Regions from separate parts of the Homo sapiens genome. Here all the other regions are linked to region 1. A link is a contact called in ENCODE Hi-C or POLR2A ChIA-PET data. All regions are on one chromosome and are shown on one strand. The core of a region is the stretch at or near the end of the contact, and the rest is flanking DNA. Distances in the headings are between cores, read along the strand shown. Region 1 holds the start of SMIM42 (small integral membrane protein 42). Region 2 overlaps KIRREL1 (kirre like nephrin family adhesion molecule 1). Region 3 has its middle 23 kb from the start of CD1D.

Region 1 (3,031 bases), core at 255-2,754:
CTTTGAGATGCAGAGTGCATGGCCACATACCCCGAGTGACTTATTCTTCCAGTGGCCAAACACAGTTCCATGATTGTAAGCAATGGAGGAAAGGTTTAGAGGGAAGGGGCCCTGGTTTAAGACTTCCAGAGTCAAATGCATGTGAGGGTTGAAGCAAGAGGACACCTGATATGATGCTTCTAAAAGGAAGGGTTAACAATAGACTGGGCAAAGAGGTTCTTCTCCTAGAAAAATATTCATTCATTTCAGGCAAGTAGTAAAATTCTCCCTAGGGTTACCCAAACCGAATTGAATAAGAGTTTGGTTTTTCAAAAAAACTGCCTCTTTAATTTGGATTTCATTTGAAAAAGGAGTTAACTTGCTCCAAATTCTGAAAGGACAAAAAAAGAAAAAGAAAAATTATCATTTTAGGATATGATATTTTAAAATTTTGTCAACCCACTAAGTTGGAGGGTGAGAGAGGAGAGAAAAATGTATGGTACTTCAAATCATTTCTTAATAAAAAAAATACATTTTACTCCCAGCATTAAGTGAAGAGGAGGAAAGAGTGTACCTACAATTCAGCAGAGAGTGAGCCATTTCATTTTAAGGATCTTCTGGAAATGAGCTTCCAGAATAGCTTCATTATATAACTTGAGATGCTGTGAGCTCCCAATAATTTCAATATCCCACAGTCAGCACATGCCCAATTTATAGAGGAAAATTTAGGCTTTGTAATCAATTTTTACTTTTCCATGTACTTGTTTCTTTCCTCTGTTAGTGCAGAAATCAAGAGCCATTTACTATTTCAGTCTTGAAGATCCACAAAAAAAAAAAAAAAAAAAAAGACATTCAAACTCAGAAGCTGGGACAAGCCAAAGAACCGCAGGAGGAGTGCATTATAAGAGGGATGGTGGCAGAGGAAGGAAATGAGGCCTGGGGGGACATCTGGCAATGGAGGAACAGGGTGGCTAAAGCAGCTCTGGCTCCCCTGGCTCTGGGCTCTGAGACAGCTCCAGTGGCCGTGCCTCTCTTGTACAATCAGGTCTTCACCTCAGTGGAGTCCCCACCAAGAGATCCAGATCTTTATGGCAGCCATGTTGCCTCCTTTCTTGGGTGTGTCTCTCTGTTCTTGTTGCTTTTGTCTTTGGTTACTTTCCAGACCAGGATGAGTAGAGTGACCAGAGTCATCAGGGGTGTAAAGAAGAAGAGAACATTTACCAGGCAAGCAGGATTAGATATGGCAGTGGTGAGTGTACCCTTGTCCCATAAGAAAGCTGGAAGTTGTGGGGAGGACATAAGCTTCCAAAAAGAGCTGAGATAGGTACGTGGTGCAAGCCGACTGCCCACACCACCAAGAGAATTGGGCTTGCTCTTGTTGTATCCTAGGAGTGGATATGGTACAGCGACCAAACATCTACTGATTCCATTCTTCACATGGGGCTATTCTCCTTTGGATGTAATGGAGAAGGCATAGACGTTTGCTCAGCAAGGCCAAACAACTGCTTCCAATACAAACACAGATGATAGTTCCGTTAGCAAAACTTCTGCATGGTCGGTGGGGCTTCTGAGGCTTTGTGATGTCACTGGAGGGTGAGACTAGGGCCTGAGCCAAAGGTTCCAGGCTGGAAACCTGTGCTCTCTGAGCACCATCTCCCCTCACGTATGGCCTCCAGATTGAAAAGGGGGTTCCCCAGTTGCCTGTGATGATGCCCCTTCAGTTCTCTTTTATTCTTTTTTTTTGTCCTCTTTTTAAAAACCTTTTGGATTTAAAATAATTTTAGACATACAGGAAGTTGCAAAGATACTTAAAAAGGGTCCTGTGTACTCTTCACTTAATATTGCCCTATAGTACACAATCAAAACCAGTGAATTGACATTGGTACAATGTGTAGTCTATGCCGTTTTATCATACCTGTAGATTCTTGCAGCCACCGCTGCAATCAAGATAACAGAACTATTTTATCACCACAAAGATCTGGCCGGGCCCAGTGGCTCATGCCTGTAATCCCAGCACTTTGGCAGGCGGAGGTGGGTGGATCACCTGAGGTCAGGAGTTTGAGACCCGTCTGGCCAACATGGTGAAACCCCATCTCTACTAAAAATACAAAAAAATTAGCCGGACGTGGTGGCAGGCGCCTGTAATCCCAGCTACTCGGAAGGCTGAGGCAGGGGAATTGCTTGAACCAGGGAGGTGGAGGTTGCAGTGAGCCAAGATGGCGCCACTGCACTACTGGGCAACAGAGTGAGACTCCGTTTCAAAAAAAAAAAAAAGATCAGCTGATGTCCATATTCTATCACTTCAATACAAAAGTAGAAACCTTACCTTCTTGTAAGTCCCTTGTTTTTTCCACTTATGATATAATTGTATTAAATATTTCATCTATATACATTGAGATCCACATTCAGGCCATGTTATACTTTTTGCTTCAGCCATCAAACAATTTAGAAAACTTAAGAAGATAAGGAAGTCTGTGTATTTACACAATTTAAAGTTATTCAGCTTGGGTCATTTCTTTTTTTATTTATTTTTTTTTTTTTATGAAGTCTCGTTCTTCTCCCCCAGGCTGGAGTGCGATGGCGCAATCTTGGCTCACTGCAACCTCCACCTCCCGGATTCAAGGGATTCTCCTGCCTCAGCCTGCCAAGTAGCTGGGATTACAAGCATCCGCCACCACGCCCAGTTAATTTTTGTATTTTTAGTAGAGACAGGGTTTCATCATGTTGGCCAGGCTGGTCTTGAACTCCTGACCTCAAGTGATCCACCCACCTCGGCCTCCCAAAGTGCTGGGATTACAGGTGTGAGCCACCGCACCGAGCTTGGGTCATTTCTACAGTTCTGTTTTCAAGTTCATGGATTCTTTCTTCTGTCCCCTTTGTTCTGCCATTGAACTCATCCAATGGATTTTTTTTACTTTGGTGGTTATATTTTTCAGTTCTAAAATTTCCATTTAGCTTCTATTCAATAAGATTTTCTATTTTTTGTGCCAAGAGTATTCATATCTTTGTCAGATAATTCCAATATCTGTGTCATCTCGGTGTTGCCATCTGC
Region 2 (3,031 bases), core at 348-2,847, 90 kb before region 1:
CAACGAACTTGTAGCACCAATTGGACAGATCAGCTGGAGGTGCTGGGCAGTGATAGACAGTTTAGGTGGCTTAGGGAGCTAAACTAACGTGGAGAATATGCAGCTTTTTTGCAGACTGAGTAATAAGGGGACATGCATGATGCTTAGGTAACAGAAAGCAGTCCACTATGTAACCTGTATTTACAAATGCGGAAAGGACATGGAGAATGAGAGCAATTCGAGAGGGCTTCTAGACCTTTCCAGGTTTTGGCAGGACCTTCAAGGAGAGCGGCAAGGTTCACGGAGGAGGATGGTGTAAGTTCTCTCAAAGCAGTCACAACCCGGGAAAGAGAGGCGCTTGATGGAGGAGATAAACATCCATGGACCGCGATGCTTGGTGCAGTCTCGGTCAGCTCACTGGGTCTGATGTCCTCCAGTCTACAGTGAAGGGCTTGGGCTGGATTATACCTGAGGCCTCCTGATGCTTATGGTTTTCATCTTTTCTGGCCTGAAGTAGGGGATAGAGAGGGCAGTTTGGGGTGGACAGCAAGCTGTCTGGAGAAGAAAGACTGGGAGAGCAGATGAATGAGGGCCGTTAGACAGGAGTGAGGACGGCCGATAGCTGGGCTGTGGGCTTTAATCAGCCAGAGGAGCCTTGGCGGGCAGGTCTGGAGTGAACCACCCGGAGTCTTGGACTTCGATGGAGCCTGAGATGGGACAGTCTCAGCTGGGCCCTTCAGGGCCTCCCGTGTCTCCTTTGGTTCTCCTATGTTAAAGAAATCCCAGAGGCTGCTGTGGGCCCATGGGTGTCATGCAGCAGCGAGTCCAGATTTGGAGTCCTGGACACCTGGGTTCTAGTCCCACTGCTGCCACGACTAGCACTGGACCTTGGCCTAGTTGCTTCATCCCTCTGGGCTTGTTGAAAGGGGTCAATCGGCCGGGCGCCGTGGCTCACGCCCATAATCCCAGCACTTTGGGAGGCTGAGGCTGGTGGATCACAAGGTCAGGACTTCAAGATCAGCCTGGCCAATATGGTGAAATCCTGTCTCTACTAAAAATACAAAAATTAGCTGGGCGTGGTGGCACATGCCTGTAGTCCCAGCTGCTCGGGAGGCTGACGCAGGAGAATCACTTGAACCTGCGAGGCAGAGGTTGCAGTAAGCTGAGATTGCGCCACTGCACTCCAGCCTGGCGACAAAGCAAGACTCTGGCAAAAAAAAAAAAAAAAAAAAAAAGGAAGGGGTCAATCACACCTACTTCTCAGGGGTCGTGAGCATTAAGTGAATCAATGTCTATAAAATGGTTAGCAGCATGCCTGGCTTATATACGTGTTCAATAAATGACCATTATTTTAATTATTATTAGCTATCAAGTCCCATCTCTCCTTCCAAACCCTGATTGTAGCTCCCTCCTCCAGCAAGCATCCTCTGATTAAGCTCACAGGTCTCCAGTTGCTCGTACACACTGCACCCAGGCTCTTGCAGCCTCACTTTGGGGTTTCCAGGTAGCAGTTGGCTTGTTGTCCTGAGTGTCCTAGGAACATGGTCTTTAGAGTGGGGACCTGTCTCCTTTCCTCCCCAGATTCCTTACTGCCCATTGCAGATTTTGGCCCTCAGGGCACTGGGCTGAGCCCAGGGTGCCTGGCTGATGGACTTCCTGCGACTCATAACTATTTCCTCACCAGGAAACACCCCCAGGCCCAGTGTCAGCTAGACTCGGGGCAGGACCAGCCTGCCAGCGGCTCAATGGCTCTAGCTAAGTTAGGGTCTGGCTCTGTGCCCACGACCTTCCTGGGGAGCTCGTCTCAGGCCTGCCACCCATCTGCCTGGCTGATGAGGGAGGAAGGCCAGCTATTTCTTCCTGCTGGAGGAATAGAGGTCCGTGTGGTGACTCCATCCGTTCTCCTCATGTGTGAGCTGAGTCCTGTGCATTCATCCGTTTAGTTCTCAATTCAGCAAATGTTTATTGAGTCTTCCACTCTGTGCCCCGCACTGCTCTGGTCCCTGGGGACCTGGTAGGGGTCACTGTAATGAGGCTTTGCTCTCACAGCTGCAGGGGGTCAGTCAGTGGTGGTGGGAGGGGGCAGAGGACAATAGCAAGTAAACAAGAACATATGGACTGTGAATGAGTGTTATGATGTTAAAGATGAAGCAGAGTGGCATGAAAAAATCTGGTGTCTTCCAGTCCTTTTACAGGTGGCTCTTCCTCTTTTTTTTTTTTTTTTTTTTTTTTGGAGGCAGGGTCTCTTTATGTTGTCTGGGCTGGTCTTAAACTCCTGGCCTCAAGTGATTCTTGCCTTGGCCCCCCCAAAACACTGAGATTACAGACGTGATCTACTGTGTCTAGCCATTCTCTTCCTCTTTTAAGGAATGCTTCCTAGTGTGTGGTAGGAGTGATTATTCTTAGCCCTGGGAGATCTCACAAACTGACGACTGAACAAAAATAGGGTTCCAAAGGGTCTGAGGAGACGTGAAAAATTCTGTGTCATGTCAAAGAAACAGTAGACTTGCCCACTAGGGGCTTTGTTTTGTTCACGGCTGTAACTTCAGAATCCAGAAGAGTGGTACGTAGTAGGTCTTCAATAAACATTGATTGGCTCCAGAGGGCTAAACGAGGATGAATGGATGTGAACGATACAGAAAGGCAGAGTTCCACAGACTATAAAGAACAGCTTTTTAATAGCTGTAGCTGTCAGCAGATAGAGAGGGCTGCTTCATGAGGCAGTAAGCCCTGCAGCCCGAGAGGGTTCAGGAAGAGCCAGGCTGACCACATGCTGGGCACGCTGGACCGGAGACTTCTGATTGAGAGGAAGGTTGGACAAGGTGACCGCCATTATCCTTTCCAACACTGAGGCTCTGCCATTTCAGCACCACCCCTTCCCAGGCCCAGCCTGCCTATGATTTTGCATCATAAATGCCTGGACTTTGCTGACAATGCCTATGTCTTGCTTGCCATAGAATTGTCCACGAAGAGGAGCCCTGACTGCTCAGCAGTAAAAGGGAAAATCACTTGGAAATGTACTTCCCTTTACTGACCCTGCAGCTCTGTCCTC
Region 3 (3,031 bases), core at 389-2,888, 76 kb after region 1:
CTCTTATAAAGACAAAGCATCACCCAGAAGGCTTTGTGAATTCTATCAAACATTTAAAGAAGAAAAAATATCAATCTTACTTAAAATCTTACTTTAGGAAGATAGCATATTCCTAATACTGAAACTTTATAAACAAATTACAAGAAAAGAAAATTCAGAATAATATTACTCATAAAGTTAGACACAAACATCTTTAAATAGTTTAATAAAATCTAGCAATATATAAAAGATTATTAAATCATGATTATGTGGGGTTTATCACAGAAAAGAAAGATTGTCTTAATATTTGAAAATTAAAGTGTAATTAATCTCAATAATTTGCCGATACTTTATTCCTATATTCTCCTATATTTTGTTCCTATATAATTCCTATATTCAAAATATAGGAGAATGTAGAGAATTATAGAAAAATAATCATGTGTTTATTTGAATGGATAAACAGAAGTTTCGAAACATTCAACATCTGTTTATGACAAAAAGCTACTAGTAAATTAGAAATAAAAAGGAATTTCCTCAATTTGACAAAAAGCAACAACAAAAAGTTATAGCTAACATAACACTTAATGGTGATATTGTACACTTTTCTTATGTTGGGAACAAGGCAAGAATGTCTGTGCTCTGCATATCTATTCAGCACTGTACTGGATGTCCCAGTCTCATTAGTTAAGAATTAATTAGGCAAAGGCAAGAAGTTAAAGTCATAAACTGGAAAATAATAAGTCTACTACATTTATTTGTAGGTGACATAATCATTGTCTATACAACAAAGAACATTTAATTCCATTCTATGCTTTTTACTCAGTCCCTAGCCTGCATAAATAGTATACAATTTGCAAAGTTGGTAAGAGAACCAAATTAGCAATATGGTAATCCAATTCAGGACAAAGGACAATCATGGAAATTTGATTAGAAATGCATTAATGTGTTAACAAGCTACCTTTGCTCTATCTAAAACTTTAAATAAATATGAATAGCAGCAAAACCAACACAAACTATGATTTATAATGGATTATAATGGATAAAATGTCATATAGAAACATTGAAATCAATTTGGAAATCTAGAAAAATTGAATTTTTAAGAAATAATGGGTACAAAAGAAAACTCACAAATGCAAACCCTTTGTATAGGTGAAATTCATATTTGATTCACCAATTAGTTTTTTTTCACCATGAATATTTTTTTCATATGAAAAAGACTTGATGCTAATGAATATACTTTTAATACAACAAAGATAAAATGAGAAAAACATTATTTAACTTTGGTTTTATAATAATTAACTTGGCTTAATGGAATTCATTTGGTATACTTTAATTTGGAGATTTAAGTAAACACTGACTCCAGGAGGCTAGAGAAATTAGGATTTTTAGATTACAGATGCAATATGGAGATCTCATTTAACAATGACGGTAACTTTGAGATAAAATACGGGGGAAGTAGCCCAGAGGCAGCTAAAATTCTCCATATACAGTGAGGTCTTATCTACAAAGCTCCCCACATCAATATAGTTTACTTACAAGTACCAAATTGAGTTTGTCTGCTCTTCTGAAAGTGGTGAGTTAAGATAAGGGTCCCAACAGATGAACAGCTGTTACTGCAGGTGAGTGTTCTACATCAGGCACGGGATTTTCAACTCATAATGGAGTGACGTTGAACCACATACAATATTATGAGGATTTTCCCTTGAAACCGTTAAAGAGCTGTAACATGATGCTTGTGAATGTCACCACTAGGTGGCACTGAAAGTTAAACAGTTATTGAACAGGCTGTGGAATATTGAAGTTTTCCTATGGAAAAAAATTTGATTTTTTATGTTGTGTCTATATATTCTTCATTTGACCTTAAAACATAGCAGTAGCAGACATCTCTTGTACCGTGCCTTACACCTCAGCCCATTTGTTTTCCTCCAGCCCTTGGTGAGGCTCTTGGTTACAGAACCTCAGCTCAGCTCACTGCATATCCGCTGCTTTTTTGCACTAAGTCTTTATTCACAATGTGGTTGGGACACCTGTGAGAAGCTACTTAGCATTTATGAATGCTCAAAACTGAAAGTGTGGGGGAATTAAGACCCAATGGGCAATCCGTGACTATTAGGGGATGGGAGTCAGGGCTTTGTGTTCCTTTCATACCCCTCAGGTGGACAATTCTGAGGCAAGATCTTCATTGCTCATCAGAGGATTCCGGCGAGGTCAGATCCAGTTTTCCATAGTGGCGACCAGCTTGATAGTACCACTCTATTGACTTTCTCTCCTTTCTTGTTTTATTCTTTCCAATATATTAGCCTTAGTATCTGATAACATGCCCCAAAGTAAAGTCATTTATAAAGCTCCCCACGTTAATATAGTTTACTTTGGCTTTCTCTCCTTTCCTGTTTTAGAGTCGGCTTCCTGTAAGAAACCCAAGCATAACCTACTACCCTGATAAAGAACATTTTCAGCACCCAGAACTCTCCTTCATGGCTCCTTTTCCCATTCAACGCTCTTTAAAAGAGAACTAATAATCTATTAGTTCTATTTTTGAACTTCACATTACTGGAATCTTGGCCAGTACTATTTTTTGTTTGCCTTCGTAATTTCTTTTTTCTTTTCTTTTTTTTTGAGACAGGGTCTCGCTCTGTGCAGTGGTGTGATCTTGGCTCACTTTAGCCTCAACCTCCCGAGTAGCTGGGATTACAGGTGGGTGCCACCATACCTGGCTAATTTTTGTATTTTTTGTAGAGATGGGGTTTCACCATGTTGCCCCAGCTTGCTTTCTTTCATTCAACATTATTTCTGTGAGATTTATCCATGTTGTGGCATGTAGCAGTAGTTCACTCTTTTTCATTGTGGTGTAGTATTCCATTGTGTAAAATGTACCACAATTTATCCATTGTACTTGGGGTAGTCATTTGAATTGTTTCCAGATTTTAGCTATTTTTAATAATGTTGCTTTAAATACTTTTGTACACGTCTTTTTGTGAACATAAACACTCATGTCTTTTGTGAATAAACATAGAAATAAAATTGCTTGGTGATAGGTTAGAAATATTGCTTA

What was found. A loop is a pair of places that touch in the nucleus more often than their neighbours do. ChIA-PET counts read pairs that join two places held with the same protein, here RNA polymerase II (POLR2A). Pooled maps may share reads with other maps.
Region 2: a loop to region 1 is called in a map of Caco-2, with 8 times the contacts of the local background. The contact joins the enhancer-like site here to the promoter of SMIM42 in region 1. A Hi-C loop is called at or near these places in 8 of 168 maps with a recorded cell type or tissue (Caco-2, IMR-90, MCF 10A and 5 more) and 15 of 50 pooled maps. POLR2A ChIA-PET finds 5 or more read pairs at or near these places in 3 of 52 experiments (B cell, IMR-90 and common myeloid progenitor, CD34-positive).
Region 3: a loop to region 1 is called in a pooled map, with 3 times the contacts of the local background. The contact joins the enhancer-like site here to the promoter of SMIM42 in region 1. A Hi-C loop is called at or near these places in 1 of 37 single-sample maps with no recorded cell type and 3 of 50 pooled maps. POLR2A ChIA-PET finds 5 or more read pairs at or near these places in 2 of 52 experiments (BJ and endothelial cell of umbilical vein).

The regions. Positions count from the first base shown.
Region 1 is chr1:158,126,797-158,129,827 of GRCh38, forward strand. SMIM42 (small integral membrane protein 42) reads right to left here and starts at 1,505. Exons shown (of 1, transcript NM_001395415.1): 1 at 491-1,505. The coding sequence starts at 1,278. The coding sequence ends at 1,066.
Region 2 is chr1:158,036,299-158,039,329 of GRCh38, forward strand. The region is part of intron 1 of KIRREL1 (kirre like nephrin family adhesion molecule 1); the gene reads left to right. Among named protein-coding and RNA genes, the nearest start is that of KIRREL1-IT1, 12 kb to the left of the region's middle. Within about 2 kb of position 1,598, at least 11 of the 41 ENCODE cell types and tissues checked have a DNase peak (open chromatin) inside an H3K27ac peak, as active enhancers do; they include IMR-90, ascending aorta and mammary epithelial cell, where a contact is called at or near this core.
Region 3 is chr1:158,202,278-158,205,308 of GRCh38, forward strand. No RefSeq gene overlaps it. Among named protein-coding and RNA genes, the nearest start is that of CD1D, 23 kb to the left of the region's middle. Within about 2 kb of position 1,639, at least 2 of the 41 ENCODE cell types and tissues checked have a DNase peak (open chromatin) inside an H3K27ac peak, as active enhancers do.